5 separate regions of the Homo sapiens genome follow, and regions 1, 2, 3 and 5 are each linked to region 4. A link is a contact called in ENCODE Hi-C or POLR2A ChIA-PET data. All regions are on one chromosome and are shown on one strand. Each heading gives the region's core, a stretch centred on a gene start or an enhancer-like site at or near the end of the contact. The rest is flanking DNA. Distances are from core to core; before and after follow the strand shown. Region 1 overlaps ZDHHC14 (zDHHC palmitoyltransferase 14). Region 2 has its middle 66 kb from the start of SNX9. Region 3 overlaps ZDHHC14 (zDHHC palmitoyltransferase 14). Region 4 has its middle 49 kb from the start of TMEM242. Region 5 overlaps ZDHHC14 (zDHHC palmitoyltransferase 14).

The links. Hi-C counts contacts between places; a loop is a spot of excess contacts on that map. ChIA-PET counts read pairs that join two places held with the same protein, here RNA polymerase II (POLR2A). Pooled maps may share reads with other maps.
Region 1: a loop to region 4 is called in a pooled map, with 13 times the contacts of the local background. The contact joins two enhancer-like sites. A Hi-C loop is called at or near these places in 8 of 50 pooled maps. POLR2A ChIA-PET finds 5 or more read pairs at or near these places in 2 of 52 experiments (activated CD4-positive, alpha-beta T cell and activated T-cell).
Region 2: a loop to region 4 is called in a pooled map, with 4 times the contacts of the local background. The contact joins two enhancer-like sites. A Hi-C loop is called at or near these places in 2 of 50 pooled maps. POLR2A ChIA-PET finds 5 or more read pairs at or near these places in 3 of 52 experiments (OCI-LY7, activated CD4-positive, alpha-beta T cell and activated T-cell).
Region 3: a loop to region 4 is called in a pooled map, with 3 times the contacts of the local background. The contact joins two enhancer-like sites. A Hi-C loop is called at or near these places in 2 of 50 pooled maps. POLR2A ChIA-PET finds 5 or more read pairs at or near these places in 2 of 52 experiments (H1 and activated CD8-positive, alpha-beta memory T cell).
Region 5: a pooled map shows a loop between it and region 4 (2.8-fold over the local background). The contact joins two enhancer-like sites. A Hi-C loop is called at or near these places in 1 of 50 pooled maps. POLR2A ChIA-PET finds 5 or more read pairs at or near these places in 2 of 52 experiments (T-cell and activated naive CD4-positive, alpha-beta T cell).

The regions. Positions count from the first base shown.
Region 1 is chr6:157,666,023-157,669,573 of GRCh38, forward strand. The region is part of intron 8 of ZDHHC14 (zDHHC palmitoyltransferase 14); the gene reads left to right. Among named protein-coding and RNA genes, the nearest start is that of MIR3692, 140 kb to the left of the region's middle. RefSeq lists an enhancer at 3,345-3,551. Within about 2 kb of position 1,614, at least 2 of the 41 ENCODE cell types and tissues checked have a DNase peak (open chromatin) inside an H3K27ac peak, as active enhancers do.
Region 2 is chr6:157,755,019-157,758,676 of GRCh38, forward strand. No RefSeq gene overlaps it. Among named protein-coding and RNA genes, the nearest start is that of SNX9, 66 kb to the right of the region's middle. RefSeq lists a silencer at 299-593. Within about 2 kb of position 1,798, at least 10 of the 41 ENCODE cell types and tissues checked have a DNase peak (open chromatin) inside an H3K27ac peak, as active enhancers do.
Region 3 is chr6:157,610,960-157,614,863 of GRCh38, forward strand. The region is part of intron 3 of ZDHHC14 (zDHHC palmitoyltransferase 14); the gene reads left to right. Among named protein-coding and RNA genes, the nearest start is that of MIR3692, 84 kb to the left of the region's middle. Within about 2 kb of position 2,377, at least 10 of the 41 ENCODE cell types and tissues checked have a DNase peak (open chromatin) inside an H3K27ac peak, as active enhancers do.
Region 4 is chr6:157,272,590-157,276,476 of GRCh38, forward strand. No RefSeq gene overlaps it. Among named protein-coding and RNA genes, the nearest start is that of TMEM242, 49 kb to the right of the region's middle. RefSeq lists enhancers at 708-1,540, 1,541-2,372 and silencers at 1,167-1,326, 1,757-1,846, 2,047-2,606. Within about 2 kb of position 1,967, at least 32 of the 41 ENCODE cell types and tissues checked have a DNase peak (open chromatin) inside an H3K27ac peak, as active enhancers do.
Region 5 is chr6:157,533,810-157,537,675 of GRCh38, forward strand. All of the region lies in intron 1 of ZDHHC14 (zDHHC palmitoyltransferase 14), which reads left to right. Among named protein-coding and RNA genes, the nearest start is that of MIR3692, 6.6 kb to the left of the region's middle. RefSeq lists an enhancer at 1-318. Within about 2 kb of position 2,147, at least 14 of the 41 ENCODE cell types and tissues checked have a DNase peak (open chromatin) inside an H3K27ac peak, as active enhancers do.

The DNA of each region.
Region 1 (3,551 bases), core at 364-2,863, 390 kb after region 4:
ATTATGAGCTAACATTGAAGTTCTATCTAGAACAATGTATATGCATGACATACTCACGACATCCAGTTATGATCCACTTTTTAGTGTACACACTTCATTTGATTGTCAAATAATTTAACTTTTGTATAGCATTGGTGTCATCATTTATGCTTATATCTGGCACTTGTTGCTACAAAGGTCCTTTGGGATCGCATGCTAAATGCAAAGATAGTAACATGGTACATAATTGCTACAATTTTGTTTTTAGAAAATCATTTACTGTATTTACTTAACCTAACATTTTAAATACCCCAATCCAGTATCAAAACAAGATTAAACCAGCAGTTGCATGATTTATTAAGCTAGTATTGCAGAAGAACTCTCCATGTAATCTGAAAAATCAAATGTAGTAGGAAAAAAAATAACTTAGGCAAACGTAAATGATAATGTTAAATAAAAGAATACAAAAAAGCTCTCCTTCCAACCTGCACCTGCATTTTAGGTGGACTTTAGAAGACTGTGGTGTTTCTGTAACTGTTAATAAGCATTCATAAGACCCCAGAACAGAGCTTCACAGCCAAGCAGAAATACATGATGCGTAACTCTAATGCTTTTGACAGAATTGGAGCAAAAGAAATAAATAATTTCACTCATTCTTAATTTGTACACAGACCATCTAGAAAGCTCCTAGTTTTGCTTTTAGTAGCATCTGTACACTCGGTTTTTTCAGACAAGACGTCAGCTAGGGTAAAATAAAATGTATTCCTACATGAGCAATTTTATTTGAGAATCTGCAGAAACAGGAATGATCTCTATGGCATTTTTAAATTGTAACATTAAGTGCTAATGTGTATGACTTCCAGACATCTGAAGCCATAAACTTCTTTGCAAGTTACATGCCGACACTTCATTTGGGCAGTAAATCAGCTGTCACAGTGACTTACTGCAATGACAGCAAAAGCTCCAGCACTCCAGACAGTGGGATTTTTATGCTGCCAGCAGAAAGGTCTTTTCATAGACACTCTTACAAGAAATCAAAATTCTATTCTATTAGTATCCAGCATTCGGCCAATTTTTGACCTTAAAAATTGGTAATGTCATATGATTCAACCTAATATTTGATACATATGAACTTTTAAAAGGTTGTTTTGGAATAAAAACATGAGTATCTCAGTTTTCTGTTCAGAGTAGATGGACTATCACTGTCAGATATCTAAGTGGTCAGCTGTTTTTCCTTAGGATTATATAACTGGTTAGATCAATTCAAACATAACCAACGGCTTCTTGGTGTTAGCCGGGATGTATGCACAGCCACCAAATTGTAAGAGAGAAAAAGCGAGCGGTGATGTCTCCCTCTACTGGTGGAAGGTAAAAGGGTCCTCAAATGAAAAGCCAGGAAGGCTGGGTAGCGGAGGGAAAAGGGTTCAAAGTAAAAAAGAGAGAGGTAGAAAGGAAGAAACAAAGAAGAAAAAGAGAAGACGGAAAAAGGAGAAGTGGGAGAGAAATCAATGGGGAAGAAGGATAGAGGGGAAGAGAGTTGGTGAGTCCAGAGAGCAAGAAAGTTAAGTAGAAAAGTCAACAAGAAATGGGCAAATAAGAATTAGAAGCAAAGGTTTAAAAAAAAAAAAAGGGAAGTGTAAGAATATTTGTCATGGCCATCTCCACAGTAACCCTGAAAATACTGGCCATTTTCCCCCATGACTTTCTCAAATGAGAATCACAGCCATGAAGGTTTATGAACCCATCGCCCTTGGAATTCTGGCAGAGTGGAAAATTAGGAAAAGCTCTTTTAAAAAAATCAGGTATCCCTGAGTCATTTGATATCTAAGTTTTTTCTAAGAAGCATATGTTCAAAACAGGCGACGTTTTGAGAGCGTTTAATGAGAATTGTAAATTCCAGTCAGTAGAGTCATTGCACTACCCTTGGTTGGAATCTGACAAAACTCTGCTCTGTCCACGCCAGTGCTCTCTTCTGAGCCAACAGGAGATTTAGATGGGTGACACCCTGCAGAACAGAGCCTGGTCCCCGTGTGCCCCAACTGAGATTTGCCTTCTAAATGGAAATCAGTTTGAATGTGGCAAAGTGTTTTCAAAGCTGTGAACTACACGCAGGACTTAGATACTTAGGTGCCTGATGCCAGTGCCCCTGCCCCCTGCTGTCATCCCAGCAGGAAAGCTGGGGAGGGCACAGAGAGTAGGTTCATTATTACTACAAAAGCAGTCCCTCTATCAGGGGAAACACCCATAGCTAGACTTAGATAGACAGTCATCTTTTAAGATGTTTAAACAAATCTGTGTAGAAGAGGTGCTTATCATCAGATAAGTCAGGGTTCCAAAGAGTCATTTGGAAAACATTTCTGAGTGACTTCTATATAGATTTTTTAAATTAAATGGCTTACGGGCTAGGCACGGTGGCTCAGACCTGTAATCCCAGCACTTTGGGAGGCCGAGGAAGGCAGATCACTTGAGGTCAGGAGTTTGAGACCAGCCTGGCCAACACAGTAAAACCCCCATCTCCACTAAAAAAAAAAAAAAAAAAAATACAAAAATTAGCCAGGCATGGTGGTGCGTGCCTGTAGTCCCAGCTACTCAGGAGGCTGAGGTAGGAGAATTGTTTGAACCCAGGAGGCAGAGGCTGCAGTGAGCCAAGATCGTGCCACTGCACTCCAGCCTGGGTGACAGAGTGAGACTCCATCTCAAAAAAAACAAAACAAAACAAAAATTAAATGGCTTAGGCTAAACTTCTTCTTTCACAAATATTATTTCACACCTTCTTCAAGTCCTTAAGCTTCACCCTTGACAAACTCAAGAGCATTTCCAACAAGGTCCTGGCCAGTGAGGCCCACACAGTGTTTGCTACAGTTCTTAACAAGTCGTAGGTACAGCATGGCAAAGCACCAGTAGGTATGTGCTGGAGTGGGCCAGGTTTGGAGTGGTCTGAACCATGCCATGGGAGACCTCCTTTAAGAAAAAACAAACAATATGCAGAGAACGAGGCCTTGGAAAGAGGCTGTGTAAGTAAAGGAGCCTGAAGCATCATTAGCTTCCCAGTAAAGCCACCTCTAGGGCTGTTATCTTTAAGTTAGCAAAGGGATGTTTGCAAATGGAAGTCTCCGAAGGTGCACCCAACTCTGCATCAACCCCAACAGGGAACACAGTCTCTCAGGAGCTTAACCGACCACTGCCGACAGCCACCTTATCCGAGAAGGTTCTCGTGGGTGTGCAGGAGCTCTTTGCAGGCTTAGGTGGCAGAGAGGTGATCAGGGGAGAGGAAAAGGGCCAGCAGCTGATGGAGTAGTGCAAAGTAGAAGAATGCACAAGAGAGGGGTGGTGGGGGGGGAAGACAGAGAGTGGAGGAGAGCCCACCTCTCCCCAGAGAGGAAAGTTGAAAGAAACAGAGGGTTGAGGCGAGCCCACCTCTTCCCACAGGGAAGGTGAAAGAGACAGAGAGGGTTGGAAGGAGAGGAGCCCGCCTCTGCCCTCAGGCTCCTACTGTGTGACCTTGACTGTCTCCTCCAGCTCCACCCTCGAACATATTTTTCTGTGAGTCTGTGAGAGTCAGTCAGAAGTAC
Region 2 (3,658 bases), core at 548-3,047, 480 kb after region 4:
ACATTGCCATGGCACTTGTAAACTGTCATGGTGCAGGTGGGAGTGTAGCAGTGAGGACGACCAGAGGTCACTCTCGTGGCCATCTTGGTCTTGGTGAGATAGGGCCGGCTTCTTTACTGCAACCTGCTTTATCAGCAAGGTCTTTATGACCTGCATCTTGTGCTGACCTCTTATCTCATCTTGTGACTTAGAATGCCTTAACAGTCTGGGAATGCAGCCCAGTAGGTCTCCGCCTCATTTTACCCAGCTCTGTATTCAAGATGGAGTTGCTCTGGTTCGCATGCCTCTGACACCGGGAGAAATTCTCCCTCTCAGCCATCTCTTTCCTAGTGGCCTCTCTCAGCATCATATGTTAGTCACTCCTCCCTTCCTGGTAGGGAAGAGAATGCCTCCGGGTTAGAAAAACACCAGCTGAGAGTTTATAGACATTTCTCTTTGAACATGTGGAACAACAAAGACTACTGATAGACTGTTGGGCATAATTTTAGAATTTGCCTTATTTTGTCAAAGATTAAAGAAAGAAAAGGCCACTTTCCCACTATTCGATTTAACTCAGTCGGATTATACGGTGACAATGTCACTCACTGATTTAAGCTTGAATGTGAGAGATTTAAAAGCAATGGCTTGAAAGGAGTTGTTTTGCATCTTAAAAGAAACCACGACTTCAGAGTGATTTTGATTTTCCATTCCTACAAAGGAAGAAACGAAGCTAAATGCTTTTAATCCTAAAAGTGCCCTTTCAGAATTTCTGGGATCACGGTTGCAAGGCAGAAGTGGAGAACTACCCATTGGATGCCTCTCCAGGAGTCACATCTGTCTCCTCAGACTTTGATCTTCTCAGACATTGCTGGAGAGGCAGGGACAGAAAGTTCAGATGCTACGGAAAGACAGTGTGGGTCAGACCACACAGTGTTCCTTTGAAACTCCTGGCTTACTGGCTTTCCCCCACCCACCCATCAAGTGTGTCCTTTGAGGTGAGACATAACATCAGCTGACTAACAAGATGTTTGCCAGTAATCACATCTGATGACAGTAAATGTCAGTCTCCCAACACAATTTCTATTTTATTTCATTAATACCATCCTCAGTGGTTTGCTTGAAAGGGTTAAATTAGCTAGGCATGGTGGCTCATGCCTGTAATCCCTACACTTTGGGAGGCTGAGGTAAGCAGATCACTTGAGGTCAGGAGTTCAAGACCAGCCTGGGCAACATGGTGAAACCCTGTCTCTACAAAAAATACAAAAATTGGCTGGGCGTGGTGGCAAGTGCCTGTAGACCCAAGTACTTGGGGGGCTGAGGCAGGAGGATTGCTTGAACCCAGGAGGTGGAGGTTGCAGTGAGCTGTGATTGTTCCTCTGCACTCTGCACTCTAGCTGGGCAACAGAGTGAGACTCTGTCTAAAAAAAAAAAAAGAGTTAAATTGGAAAATGTATGTCTTGGTGCTCTGTAAATTGCGAAGCTCTACATAAGTATGATTCCCTGTCTTTATAAATTTGCAATCTGGTGTGCCATGTCTGGGGACAATAACTCCTTCATTGCTCCAGGCACAGAGTTCTGGATTGAGGTCCTGGCTTCTGCTTCTCCAAGATTATCCAAATTTCTTGCTCCTTGAAGGTGGACTTTGAGGACCAGCATCACTTGTGTACCCCATAGCTTCTAATGCAGCAAGCAGGGAATAGACACTCCAGCAAGCAAGTGAATAAGCAAAGAAAACCAGGCCCCCGAGACGCAGGCGGATCCCCAGGCGGATCCCCAGAGGCAACAGAGTCAAATATGCGGGAAAGAATCTGATTCCGGCCAGCAGAGGGCAGGAGCGAGAGGAAACTGGGCATCTCAGCAACAAAGCAGGCTGTGCCAACCTGCGGCCGAGGGCCAGATCGCAAGCCCCGGTGCAGAGAGGACGCCGGGAGAATCCAGCTAATTCTGACAGCCTTTCCCTTGGACTTTAGCTGTAATGTGTGTGTGTTCCATTATCTCACACATCACTGCACTGAATTCCACTTCAACTTCCACCCCCTCCCCCCACCAGGAGCTGGCAGTTAAGATATTTACCAAGATGGTGCTGCCTCTCTAGTAAAACTCAGGAGGATTAAAATAATAATAAACAAACCGAGAGAGGGAGTCCAGAAAAGTGGACTAGGAAGCACAACACAGAAGCAGCTTCAGCACTGGAAAATATTCAGTCGTAAGAATCACCATGCATTCCCTCAGTGCTTGGCAGCCACTTTCTCACTTGAGCCCCATACTCTTTGTATGAGGTATGGGGTGGCTACTTGTGGAGTGCTGTGTCTAAGTCACCCTGCATGGGAGAGGCAGCACCAGGATTCTAACTCAGGATCCTGGGGCCTTATCCACGGCACTCTGTTACCGGGGACACGCTCATTCACTCAACAAACCTTCACGGACTGCCCATCAGTTCTTGTGCCAGGTATACAGAAGGGAAGGACACGGTCCTGTCCTCCAAGAGCTCATCCTCCAAAAGAGCATGGATACTAATAAACAGTCACAGTTTGGTATGACATGGCCATGACAGAGAAGAGTCACCCAACGCAAACTGGGAGGGCCAGTGAACATTTCCAGGAGGAAGTGACAGAAGTTGCCCTGCTGATGACCTCAGTGGCACCATTCATTTTATCACTATGTACCAGAAAATTGTCATAATCTACAGTGACCTCAGATGTGCACAGGGCACCCTCCACCTCTTTGCAATGCCCCTTGCACAGCCATACTGGGAAGCTTGCAGCTGAACCAAGCTTTGAAGGATGACTAGGAGCAGGCAATCAAAGAAAGGAATAGGGGCTAGGGCTGGCGTCGGGTGGAGGGATTCTGGGTGAAGGGGTTGGCACCAGCATAGGGGGTAGGCCTGAGAAATGTCCCCACAGCTGGAGCGTAGGTCTCAGGAGGAATGGTAACAAGAAGACTAAGAAGCAGATGGGGAGGCCAGGAGTTTGAGGAGCTTGGGCAACATAGCAGGACCTCGTCTCCACAAAAAGAAATTAAAAATTAGCCGGCCATGGTGGTGCATGCCTGTAGTCCCACTTACTCAGGAGGCTGAGGCAGGAGGATCACTTGAGCCCAGGAGTTCAAAGTTACAGTGAGGTGTGATCTCACTGCTGCACTCCAGCCTCCAAGGTCTTCAGAGCAAGACCCTATCAAAAAAGAAAAGAAAAGAAAGAAGAAAGGAAGGAAGGAAAGAAGGAAAGAGAAAGAGAGAAAGAAAGAAAGAAAAAAGAGAGGAAGGAAGGAAAAAGAAAAGAAAGAAAAAAGAAGCAGATGAGGCCAGGTCACCTAAAAGGCCTTTTCTACCATGCCAAGGAGGCTAGATGTTACATGGAATGCTATGAGGGTCTTTGGGAGAATATTATACAGGGAAATGGCAATATCATAAATGTGATTTCAGAAATATCATTACTCTAGCAGCATGGAGAATGGATTCGAGAGCGGCAAGTCTGGGGATAGGAGAGCAGTGAGGAGCTTCCCGATGATCCCAGAGCAAAATGACAAGGGCCTGGGGAAAAGACACTCTTGGTGGGGGCAGAGGAAGGGGAGGCTTCCGGAGTTGGGCAGGAAGAAGAACAGATCAAATCTACCAACTAAACAATGGTAAGTGGGAGAGGTCAGGGGTAAGGATGACTGAAGGCTCTGGCTGGGGTCACTG
Region 3 (3,904 bases), core at 1,127-3,626, 340 kb after region 4:
GTCAAATATGCTCGTGTAAGACTGGGAGCCATGAATAAATGCACATTTTTGTTTGTTTTTGTTTTTGTTTTGTTTTTTGAGACAGGGTCCTGCTCTGTCTGCTGGAGTGCTGTGATGCAATCTCCACCTCCCGGGTTCAAGCCATCCTTCTGCCTCAGCCTCCCCGAGTAGCTGGGGCTATAGGCACGCGCCACCATGCCCAGCTAATTTTTGTATTTTTAGTAGAGACAGGGTTTCACCATATTGGCCAGGTTGGTCTCAAACTCCTGACCTCAGGTGATCTGCCCACCTCGGCCTCCCAAAGTGCTGGGATTACAGTCATGAGCCCCCGCGCCTGGCCAATATGTGTACTTTTAAAAAGTGCTTTGATAGAGGATTCTGATGTAAAATAATGCGTCTAACGTAAATTTTTTAAGGTATCACGTCTTTTTTATTCTGTGCATTTATTTAGAAACTGTTTATGACAAAAGAGTGAGATTACATGTCTAATACAGTTTTTTGGAGAGAGCATCCCTGGCCAATAGGAAAGCTTCAACAACAGAATTTCTGGGGCCTCCCGGGCACATTTTCATCCTGTTCTGGCTTTGTCAGTGATACTCAACTGCAGTGTCAGTGCCCAGTGCAAAGAGACCTTCTTCCAAGGCAAAGGTAGATGTGTGCCTGCAGGTTGGAGACGATCCAGCAAGGGAGGGTGGACTCTGGCCAAGTGCTCACCTTATTTCTGCCTGGAATTGTCAAACTGCAACTTAGCTTGAAAAATATATTTCTTCCATACCCAGAAAAGCCACAAGCGATTGCTTCATGAAAGTCTGTCTCTGTTCATCTGACTTTCCCTGTTTGTGCATCTTTTTGACCGGCTCCGTCCCTTTTGTGTGTGTGTGGTTCTTGGCTTTGTGGCTCTGACGAGTGTGTGTTTATACCTGTGTCTTGCTCCTTTTGCCTTCCGGAGTCTCTCTTTCTGCCAGGCTTATGTCTCTAGCTCAGACCTCTCCTCAGAGCTCCAGACATGCATATGCAGCTTCCCGCTGGACATGTCCACTTGGGGAGATAAAAGCACCCCAAATCATCTTTCCCCAGTGACCCCCCACCTTGCTGAGGGCCAGCCCCATTCACAGGCTACACAGACGTGAGGGTCCTACCGACTCCTTTCTCTGCCACACCCTGCTCACCTAATCCATCACCAGGCTCTGTACAGTTTGCTTACTAGGTGGATCCCAGCTTAAACCACTTCATCCCTTTCCTTCTGTGCACTGCCTCGGCCAGCTGCAAGCCGCCATCATCTCTCACTTTAACTGTGCAAAGGTCTCTCGGAGGACACCCACCATCCACTCTGCTCCTCATCTAATCCAGCCTCTATGCTGACATCAGAGTGACCGTTTCCAAACAGAATCTCATCACTATGGGAAGGAGGCCAAAATCCTTAACCTAGTATACAAGACCCACCTCTCTCGGCTTGCACCGTAGTCCTGCATGCCACCTGGGCTCCAGCCCCGAGGTCTCCTCTGGTTCCTCTCTGTTAATTCCTGCTCATCTTTCAGGGAGATGTTCAGGCGTGGGCTCCTCAGGGAAGCCTGCCACTGCACACACTTCCCATAGCTTTCTGTATGCTTCCTTCATAGCTCTGACCAGGGTTGTCATGGTATACACTGGGGATGTGTGGACTCGAGTGGCCGATGTCTCTGCCCACAGTTGGGTAAGCTTCAAGAGGCCAGGCCTGTGTCAGTTTCCCTTACTGTATTCCCAGCAGCCAACTCCTTGACTGGCATGCAGCTGCTCAGTTAGTATTTACTGAAGGAGAGAAGGGAGGGAAGAAGAAAAAGAGAATTTGATGCTCCTCTTGCTGTATCTACCTTCATGTCTCCATCGTAGTCTTCTCTCTTAGAGAAAAAAAAAAAAAGTATATTGCTTTTTTGGCCCTATGATGAGGTTAGTGTTCTCAACTGGGGGGAAAAAAAAAGCCTCGGGCACCCAATCTAAACTAAATGAAACCCATATCCTTCACCCTCAAACCTACCAGAAGCACAAATTTTAAAATGTCAGACTCCAAGAGAAATGATCATTTAAAAAAAATTAAGTCTGATCAAGAGCTAGTAATCCTTGCACAGTTCTGGGAGGGTGGAAATGCCATCACTGAAAATGACTCATGGTGTCTTTAGGTCTGTGACTGACGCAACCTACACGTGTATTTATCTACTCAACAGATATCGGAGGGCCTCACGTGTGCCTCCTACAAATTCGAATAAAACAGTAGCTTTCAAACTTTTTGTGTTTTACAGCAACTCACAGTAGGAAATACATTTTCTACTGGGATCCAGTGCACAGAGATGCACATAAAAGGCATGAAACAGTGCTTGCCTTTCTCAACAGAAGATGCCTTGATACTTTCTATTTTATTGTTTGTTTTTAGTGCTGGTCATGACCAGCTAAATCAATTTCATGACTCACTATTTGATCACAACCCTTAGTTTAAGAAATCCTGGAATAAAGCGTAATTAGAGTAGCTCCTTCTGAGTAGGCCAAGGATTCCATTGACTTATGCCGGGGTTAGCCCAGGGTGTCAGCCTGCCTGGGGCTGGGATTTTAGGTTGTATACCTCCGGGACCCTGGGGATGGCACATTTAGCATGCCACACGATAGGCACCTGTTGGCCTGCCTTCTTAGAACAGCTCAGTTTTAAATTCTGGTTGAAATAAATCATTTCAAGCAGCCTTGTTGGAGCAGTAGGCAGCCCATCCATCTCATCATCTGAAATAAGTTATTTCAGTTTCTGTGAACTAACCTGATAGGTCATCCATTCTTAACCTGGGGCCTAGGAATAGGCTTCGGGAAATTGTACCTAAAATGTGTGAGTGCACGAGAGTGAAGGGATCCATAGCTGTCATCAGAGTTTTAAACCAGTAAGGAATGAAAAAAAAAGTCTAAGAACGGTTGCCCTGGAGGCTATAAACAGTTTCTGATACTCTTGGAAAATAGTATTGAAAGGGCTGACAGTTTTAGTGTTTGCTGACTCTTCCTCTCGTGGTCTCCCTGATATTATATCCTTCTTCCTTGGTAAACTTGTTCCCATCACACCTTCACCCAGTCAGCCTCGCCCAGGCTAGAAAATGGCAGCTCTTGGCAAGCCCCCCCACCGCTGGCTGGTGCACCTGGGTGAAGACACCGCAGCTCTTGGTAGGGGGGATGGGGGGGCGGGGAGTGCAAAAGGCCAGGACCCAAGTTCAAGTCCTGTGCCATAGAGTCCTACATCCCATCAACAGTGCCCCACTGTGTGGTGTTTCATAAGGGAGCAGCCCCACCTCCAGGAACTTCACTCACAGCTGCTCACAAAAATTACAGTCAACTTTACCACATTTACTAGCTGACTGATTTACAGTCAACTTTACCACATTTACTAGCTGACTGATTTTTTTTTTTTTTTGGTTGATGTAAGCAGTGATCCATTTTAGAAAATGAAAAGTAATGAGGAAACTCAATATATAAAACAGACATAGGTCTAACTGCTGTAGTTCAAGGGGAAGAAAAGCCCCAAGGCTCTCCATAGAGAAGGGGCTGTTGACTAGGCCTTAACTCCGAGGAAATCACAACTTCCTCACTGTGTGATGTTCTTAGAAAAACTCTCTATAAATCCTCTCAGAAAACCCCATGGAATCGCTAGACATCGATCTGCCACAAATGGGAAAATCACATTCCCAGGCCGTAACACTATGGCAGTTAGCAGGGCCGGGGTCACCAGTGTGTGACCTGCTTCCTCACACGGGGCCCCAGATGGACTTCGTGTTCTGCTCTCTCCAGCTTGAAACTCTTCATGTTTTTTTTTTGTTTTTTTTTTGAGACAGAGTCTCACTGTGTCACCCACGCTGGAGTGCAATGGTGCAATCTTGGCTCACTGTAACCTCTGCTTCCC
Region 4 (3,887 bases), core at 717-3,216:
CACCTGCTCGCTGTGTGGTCATAGGTCAGTTCCCCGCAGTCTGAGTGCCCAGCGCTGTCACCTGGGAAATAGGAGGGGCAACTTCCTTCCCAGGGTAGATGTATCAGAGATAATGTGTGTGAGAGTGCCCGAGGCATGGAGTTGGTGGGGGGGGGGGGCTGGCCAAAGAGAGATGTCATTATTTGTGATTTTACTGAGGAAGAAACTGAGGCACTGAAGCTGTGCATAAACCTTGGTCTGGCTCCCTGAAAACGAGACAGTTGGAGTGGAAAATGTCAAAGGTTCCTTTGAGCTCTAGCAATGTGGAGTTCTGCAGTCAGAGGGTTGAAATGCTGGGACATCTTGAATTGTTTTGAAAGGAAAGACTCATAAACGAGGCACATAGAGCCTTAGGAAACAACCTGAATCCATGCACAGTGAAACAAAACGAAACAGAGCCTCAGCTACTGAATTCATCTCCTCCCCTGACGCCCCGTTGCCCAGGGCCTCTCATTTCCACAGACTGCAGTTGCAACCTCTTGGCCCTTCTTGGTCGCCAGTCGTTTCAGGTCCTGGGCTAATGGACGTGGCCTGGGAGTGATCAGCCAGGGCCATTACCCCTTGGACGGTGCTGTAGGCAGACCTAGGCTTCGGGACTCCTGGGCTCCTGGACCCCTGGAAGAGTGTCGAGAAACATCTGGACAGGATTTCTCAATCTGGGCACTACCGACATTTTCAGCAGTGAATTCTTTTTTCGTGGGGACCTGTGCTGTGCATGGCAGAATGCTTAGCAGCATCCTGGCCTCTACCCACGAGGTGCCAGTAGCACCCTCTTAGTGTCTCTAGGCAATACCAGAGACGTCCCCTGGGGGAAGAGAGGCAAAACTCCACCCACCAACCCCCTCCCCCCAGCCTCTCATTGAGAACTGCTGATCTGGAGGCACCCTAGTTGTCCGGAGGCGGAGGGAGGAATGGGGCTCCTTGGGGTCAATATGAATTTGTTTTGTATTCCTTGTATTTAAATCCACACAAGAAAGAGCCACTCTACAAAGGGCAGAGTTGTTTCAACTGCAGATGGACTCTTCCGGGACTAGAGGAAAGGATGGGATTTTCTTCTTCGAGGTGCTCTTTAAAAGGACACCCTGAAGCCCGGCAGCTGCAGCCAGGGATGAGACCTCACCAACCAAGGCGACGTAGGTAACAGGGCCCATGGGCCCCCAGGAGGCTCACAGGGAGGGCCCTCCCCTGGCCAGGCCTCGGGTGGGCTGGGTTTGCCGGCTATGCCCCGCCCACACTCGCCCTCCCAGCGGGCCCAGCTCCTATACCCTGCTGGGTGCGTCTTCACTGTGGTTCACAGAGAGACGTTCTCACTGCCTTGCTCTGTGGAAAAGCAGATTGCCGAGGTGGATGGGAGGGATCCCTATTTTGGAAAAATAACATATCACCGTACACACACCCACACGCAGAGGGGAAAATGTGGCAGCAGACACCAAAATATTCCTATAGTTATTGATGGAAGCTGGGATTTCAGGTGCCTTTTTTGCTTATGTTTTCTCATTTTTTGACCTTGAACATGTAGTTACTTATAACAAGAAAAAGTCATTCGAGAAAGTAAAGAAAGTAGACAGAAAATGGCACCTTAAAACCCAAACCGCCAGAAACACCACTTAGATCTCAAAAAGGCACTAGGAAAAGCCCACTTCTGGTTTTTGGGTTTTGGCAGCCACCATGCAGAGGGCGGCCCCTGGGTGCTGAGAGTTCCGGGGTCGGGAGTGGGATACAGGTGGGTAAATGAGGGGCTCCGAGAGGGTGCAGCTGCGGGCGCTGAGGACTGAACTCTCCTGGGAGCACGCGCGGGGGACAGGGAACGGCGGCCACGCCCGGGGACCGACGCTGCAGCCGGGAGGAGGCTCAGTCTCTGCGCCTGGGGGCGTCCAGGGAGATGCCAGGTGGGCGCGGCCAGACGCGGGACCTGGGGACCACGGCACCCGCAGCCACGCCTTCAGGACGCGTGGGCGGGACGGGCTCCGTGGGCTTCTGATGAGGACGGTCGGGGAGATGTCGCCTGCGCGTTTCCGGGAGCCTCCAGTGGCCCCGGTTCCAGGGGACCAGACAGAAAACAAAAGAGCAAAAGGCAGCCAAGGCCTCCAGCTAGGGGTCATCCCCGCAGCCCCGGTCCCGGACGGGGCGGGAGGCCGCTGTGGGGACGCGCCGCCGGGCCTCGCTGTCAGGTCGCCCGCGCCCCGCTCCGCCCGCCCCGTACAGGCGGCGACAGCCCCGCCTAGGCCCGCGCCTCGGCCGCCCTCTGCTGGGCGAAGCGAGCACCACGGCCGAGCGGCGGCCCCGGGAGCGCCGCGGGGACTGCAGAGCGCGGGGAAGCGGCGGCAGCGGAGGCTCGGCCTGGAAGGCAGGGGCCTTGGGGGCGTCCGGGGAGAGGGCCGGGGACATCTGTCCAGCGTGGGCCGTGCGCGGTGCCGAGCGCGCGGGGAGGGCCGAGGAGCTAGACGCGGACCCAGCTCCTCTAGGAGCCGGGAGGGATGGGAGGGACGGAGGGTAAACGGGCAGTGCCGGCCGAAGCCCGGTGGGACTCGGCGGCAGACAGACAGGCGGCTTCCGAGGGAGGACCCGGGGCCGGGCGCGGGCGGCGGGAGGCGAGGCCCTGGAGGCCTGGCGCTTCTCTGCACCGCGAAGACCCGGAGGCTTCAAGCAACAGACGCGGTTCTGGAGGCCGGAAGTCCAGAGTCAAGGTCCCCGAAGGCTGGGGGAGAGAATCTGTTCCATGCCTTTCTCTTGGCCTCTGGGGTACAGGGTCCTCAGTGTTCGGGGCTTGTCTCCCGTCACTCCAGTCTCTGCCTCTGTGGCCACATGGCCCTGTGTCCCTGTGTCTGTCTTTTCTCCTTTTACAAGGACAACAGTGGTCTTGGAGTAGAGCCCACTCTCATCAAATTTAGCTTCATTTTGGACGGGCGCTGTGGCTCACGCCTGCAATCCCAACACTTTGGGAGGCCAAGAAGGGCGAATCACCTGAGGTCAGGAGTTCGAGACCAGCCTGGCCAACATGGTGAAACCCCATCTCTACCCAAAATGCAAAAATTAGCCAGGGGTGGTGGCGGGCGCTTGTAATCCCAGCTACTCAGGAGGCTGAGACAGGAGAATCGCTTGAACCTGGGAGGCGGAGGTTTCAGTGAGCCGAGATCGCGCCACTGCACTCCTGCCTGAGCGACCAAGTGAGACTCCGTTTAAAACAAAACAAAACAAAAAAAACCTCCTGTAATCCCGGCACTTTGGGAGTCCAAGGCAGGCGGATCACCTGAGGTCAGGAGTTTGTGACTAGCCTAGCCAACATGATGAAACCCCATCTCTACTAAAAGTACGAAAAATTAGGCTGGTGGCGGGTGCCTGTAATCCCAGTCACTCAGGAGGCTGAGACAGGAGAATCGCTTGAACCTAGGAGGCGGAGATTGCAGTGAGCTGAGATCGCGCCACTGTACTCCAGCCTGGGTGATAGAGTGAGACAGCGTCCCCCTCTCAAAATAAATAAATAAAAATAAAATAAATAAAGTGTGTGTGTATACATACATAGCTTCATTTTAACTTGCTGAAAATGGAAAGGCCTGATTTTCAAAGAAGGCTTCAACACTGAAATCTTCAACACCAGGGGTTTGGACTTTAACATACCTTTTGTGGGGACACAGTTCCACATACAGCAGGCCTGTTCCAGGTGGGCGTGCAAAGTCCACAGGGCTTCACTCCCAAGGCAGAGAGAACCTTGAAAGTTGTCATGATCTCACCTCACCGGAGTGGCCCTAGAAGGCAAGAGCCCAGCCCTGAGTCCCAGCAAGGAGGATTCCAAGCACTTCCACTCCCCAGGGAGGGAGGGGGCCTGGGGACTGCTTGGGGTTTTAGAT
Region 5 (3,866 bases), core at 897-3,396, 260 kb after region 4:
CTCTAAATGTGGAGATGTTTTAGGAATACTGTGGCCAATTTAGTTCACTTGCATTTTTTAAAATGTATGCACAATAATGATATATGATTTTTAAATTGGTGTCTAATTAAGTCTATAATAACTCTTTCAATAAGTATGAAATAAAGATCCCTTGTGGTTAGGGAATATTATCTGATTTGGCACATTTCCCCTTAATGATACATCTTAAAATGTGGGGTACCTTAGATTGGATGAAACAAGAATTATGAATAGAGCTATGACTTTCCTATACAGAGTTTCCAGAAGGGAGGCAGAATGGACACCCTTCAAATATAAGCCAGGGTCAGAGGCAGCTAAACCTTAGAATGCTGTTTAGTGCCAGGACAAATCCCAAATCACTACCCTGGACGCTTGGTATGTGCAGGTCTTCCCAGCACACACACCAGCAGCTCTAGGAAGAGCTTTCTCGGAAGGGCCCTGGCTTGCCCTGACGATGCCTTACGGTTCCAGGATGCACAGAAAGCAAAATGGAGTTACTTTGGCCAATTAGCTCAGCAGCCACACATGGTCTGAAAATGACAAAACATTCACCTGAACCAGGACTCGAATGGGAAATCTGGGGCATGTGGTTGCCATGCCTAAGTAATGTCTGGACATTAAAGAGCAACTTTTGGGGCAAAACAGTGTTGGCTTTCCCTCCCATGATTCACATGCTACCCAGAAGCCTCTGGCTTCCTGGAATTCTATTTCATTTCATTTCATTTCATTTCATTTCATTTCATTTCATTTCATTTCATTTCATTTCATTTCATGTTTTTGAGACAGGGTCTGGCTCTGTTGCCCAGGCTGGAGTGCGGTGGCATGATCTTGGCTCACTGCAGCCTCAGCCTCCCAGGGTCAAGCCAGCCTCCCACCTCAGCCTCCCAAGTGGTTGGGACTACAGTCACACACTACCACAGCCAGCTGGTTTTTGTATTTTTTTTGTAGAGACGGGGTTTCGCCATGTTGCCCAGGCTGGTCTCAAACTCCTGAGCTCAAGCAATCTGCCCACCTCAGCCTCCCAAAGTGTTGGGATTATAGGCACTCCCGGCCTCTTCCTGGAATTTTAAATGCAACTCAGAATCACTTGGCAAAAATGTTGATGCACCACAATATTCACTAGTAAGCTCTTGTACATTCTCAATAGTAGATGAGTAAATTGGGCTGTTTACACACTATGATTTGAAGCCTGTATTATAAAGCTACAGATTCCCAGGTCCTGTATCTTAAGTAGACCTCTCTGGGTGGTCTGGGAGGCCCTGAGTTAAGAGTAAGGACACTAACTCTGTCTTGCATGCTTGGAGGGTGTTTGGGCCCCACGGGCAGAAGAGAGCACTCTCCTTGTCTCCCCTCCTCCGCTCTCTGTTCACGCAAGTGCTTGAAGCCTGGAGCCCCTCTCCTCACTCATGAACTCTGCAGGTTCAAGGCAAGACTGTGCTGTGTTTGGAGACATCCCTGTTTAACTCTGCATCTAGCCAGAAGTCCTGTAGGGAAAAACCAGATTTCCTAAGTGACATTCCTCGACTCGGTAGGGTGACCTTCACCTTCCTCCTCCCTTAGCAAGCCTGAAAGCTACAGTTCTCACCCGACAAAGGTAGACAGAGAGACGCGTGTGAAAAAGAGCTGTTGAGCTTTGATGAAACTGAACATCAAGTTTGTAGTCTACAAATGGGTATGTGGAGTTCTACTGTCACCTCCATGCTCTCTGGGTTTGAGCTTTTCCTTCCAGCTTGCTTTGCTCATATTTTCCACGTTAGTCCCTGGGCTCATTGATTTAAATTCCCTCCCTTCATACAGGCATGCATAGACTCCTGGCTCTGTGCGTCTGGGGTAATTAACACGATTAGTCACTAATCGTGCTTTCCAGGCACGGGGTCCTGCCATCGTGATCTTGTAGGGGAATGTCACTCTTGGGAGTTTTATGAAATCATCTATTTGGTTTTTCCTATTCTGGAGTTGTGAGTGGATATGATTTCTGAATCTACTTTTTCCTCTATTTGTCTCCAAGTAATGCGCTCATCTTTGCCTTGTGGTGGTAGATTTATTTCTAAGTATGTGATTAAGGAACAAATCACAAAATGAATGGTGCTTATGTTCCTGCCTGTAAGTGAAAAGTACCTTTGTTTTGCAGTGACTCATTTGAAAAGGAAAAGGGGTCATTTCTATTGCAACCCTTAAAACCTCCATTTCTCACAATGCTACTCTGATTATTTCAGATGTGTGAGTCATTGGCTCAGGTTATTTCATTTATGATTGTTTGCCTTAGCTACTTATTATTGAAATGCTTTGCAATCGAGAATCTGAAACTTAAAATGCTAGGTTACTTTGTGATTTCTGCAAAGTAGCAACTCCCTGGATTGGAGTGTGGCAATAATGCAGCAAGGCCACTTCCTCTTCCTGTGTAATAATAAATGTATGCCTCGTGGTTATGTCTAAAAAACAGTTATTCTCATGTTTATGCTTTCATACGTACAGGACAGACCAAAAATATCAAATGTAGGCCATTTGCTGCAGTCAGGAGTCATGAGCTACTATTAACAAACTTTTTTTATGTGTATCCATTTATAGACAAAACATTAAAAGAGGACTCAAATTGTTTTGATACAGGAAAAGATTCTCTACTTCTTGTTCCAAAGGGCACTTGGTTTTAATGTCTCTGCTATATCTTGTTAATATTGTTCTTTTGTTTTGTTTAGTTTTTAAGTTAATCTTCTCCCAAAGAATGTCCTCTGGAAAACAGAGTGACCTAATTACCCAATAATGAAATCCATGTTTCTTATCCAAATGTTTAAGAAATTAATTTAGTCTTAGGGGTTTTGTTCAAGGAATCAGCATTATGTCAAATTCTAACCTGTAAGCCAGTCTCTAAACATGAATATAGAATTAATGACAGTATTGATTCTGGGATGTCAGTGTCTGTTTGATGCTAAAATGATTTTATATCTATCTATCTGTCTGCCTGTCTGTCTGTCTATCTATCCCTCCATCTATCTTTTTTTTTTTTTTTTTGAGACAGAGTCTCGCTCTGTCGCCCAGGCTGGAGTGCAGTGGCGGGATCTCGGCTCACTGCAAGCTCCGCCTCCCGGGTTCACGCCATTCTCCTGCCTCAGCCTCCCAAGTAGCTGGGACTACAGGCGCCCGCCACTACGCCCGGCTAATTTTTTGTATTTTTAGTAGAGACGGGGTTTCACCGTTTTAGCCGGGATGGTCTCGATCTCCTGACCTCGTGATCCGCCCGCCTCGGCCTCCCAAAGTGCTGGGATTACAGGCGTGAGCCACCGCGCCCGGCTCCATCTATCTTTTTAATGACCAATATCAAATATTTAGTTCTGAGCAGAGGAAGGATGCACTCTGATTGTGTGGTCTCAGATAATATAGCGCCCAGAAAACAGTTCCATTTTTCATGTATAAACATCAATGCACAAAAACAATTTTTACTAAAGATTCAAAGAGATTGCTATTTGAACTGAAAAAAATTCCATATAATCTTTTGGCAGTGCTACATTTCTAATTATTACCTGGAATGAATTTCTGTACCTCTAATGTACAATGCTTTGGCAGTTTGTGCATAGGTATTTATCATCATATCCAAAATCAAACAGCTCTTGCTGATGTATATGATTGGAGGGAGAGTTCTGTAAAGGCTTCTCATCATTTTAGTATCCGGTGCTAAATTAGCTAATTTCTTTTATGTTATGAAGATGTATTCTTATTTTTCCCCCTGTCACTTTCCAGTTAATCTTTATGAAGACTAAGATGCCTGTAGCCTGTTTGCTACACTGCCCTGAGTTGTATGTAGGTCACAATTCTTGAGACAGAAATAGGATTCCATTTGGTGTTTATATCTT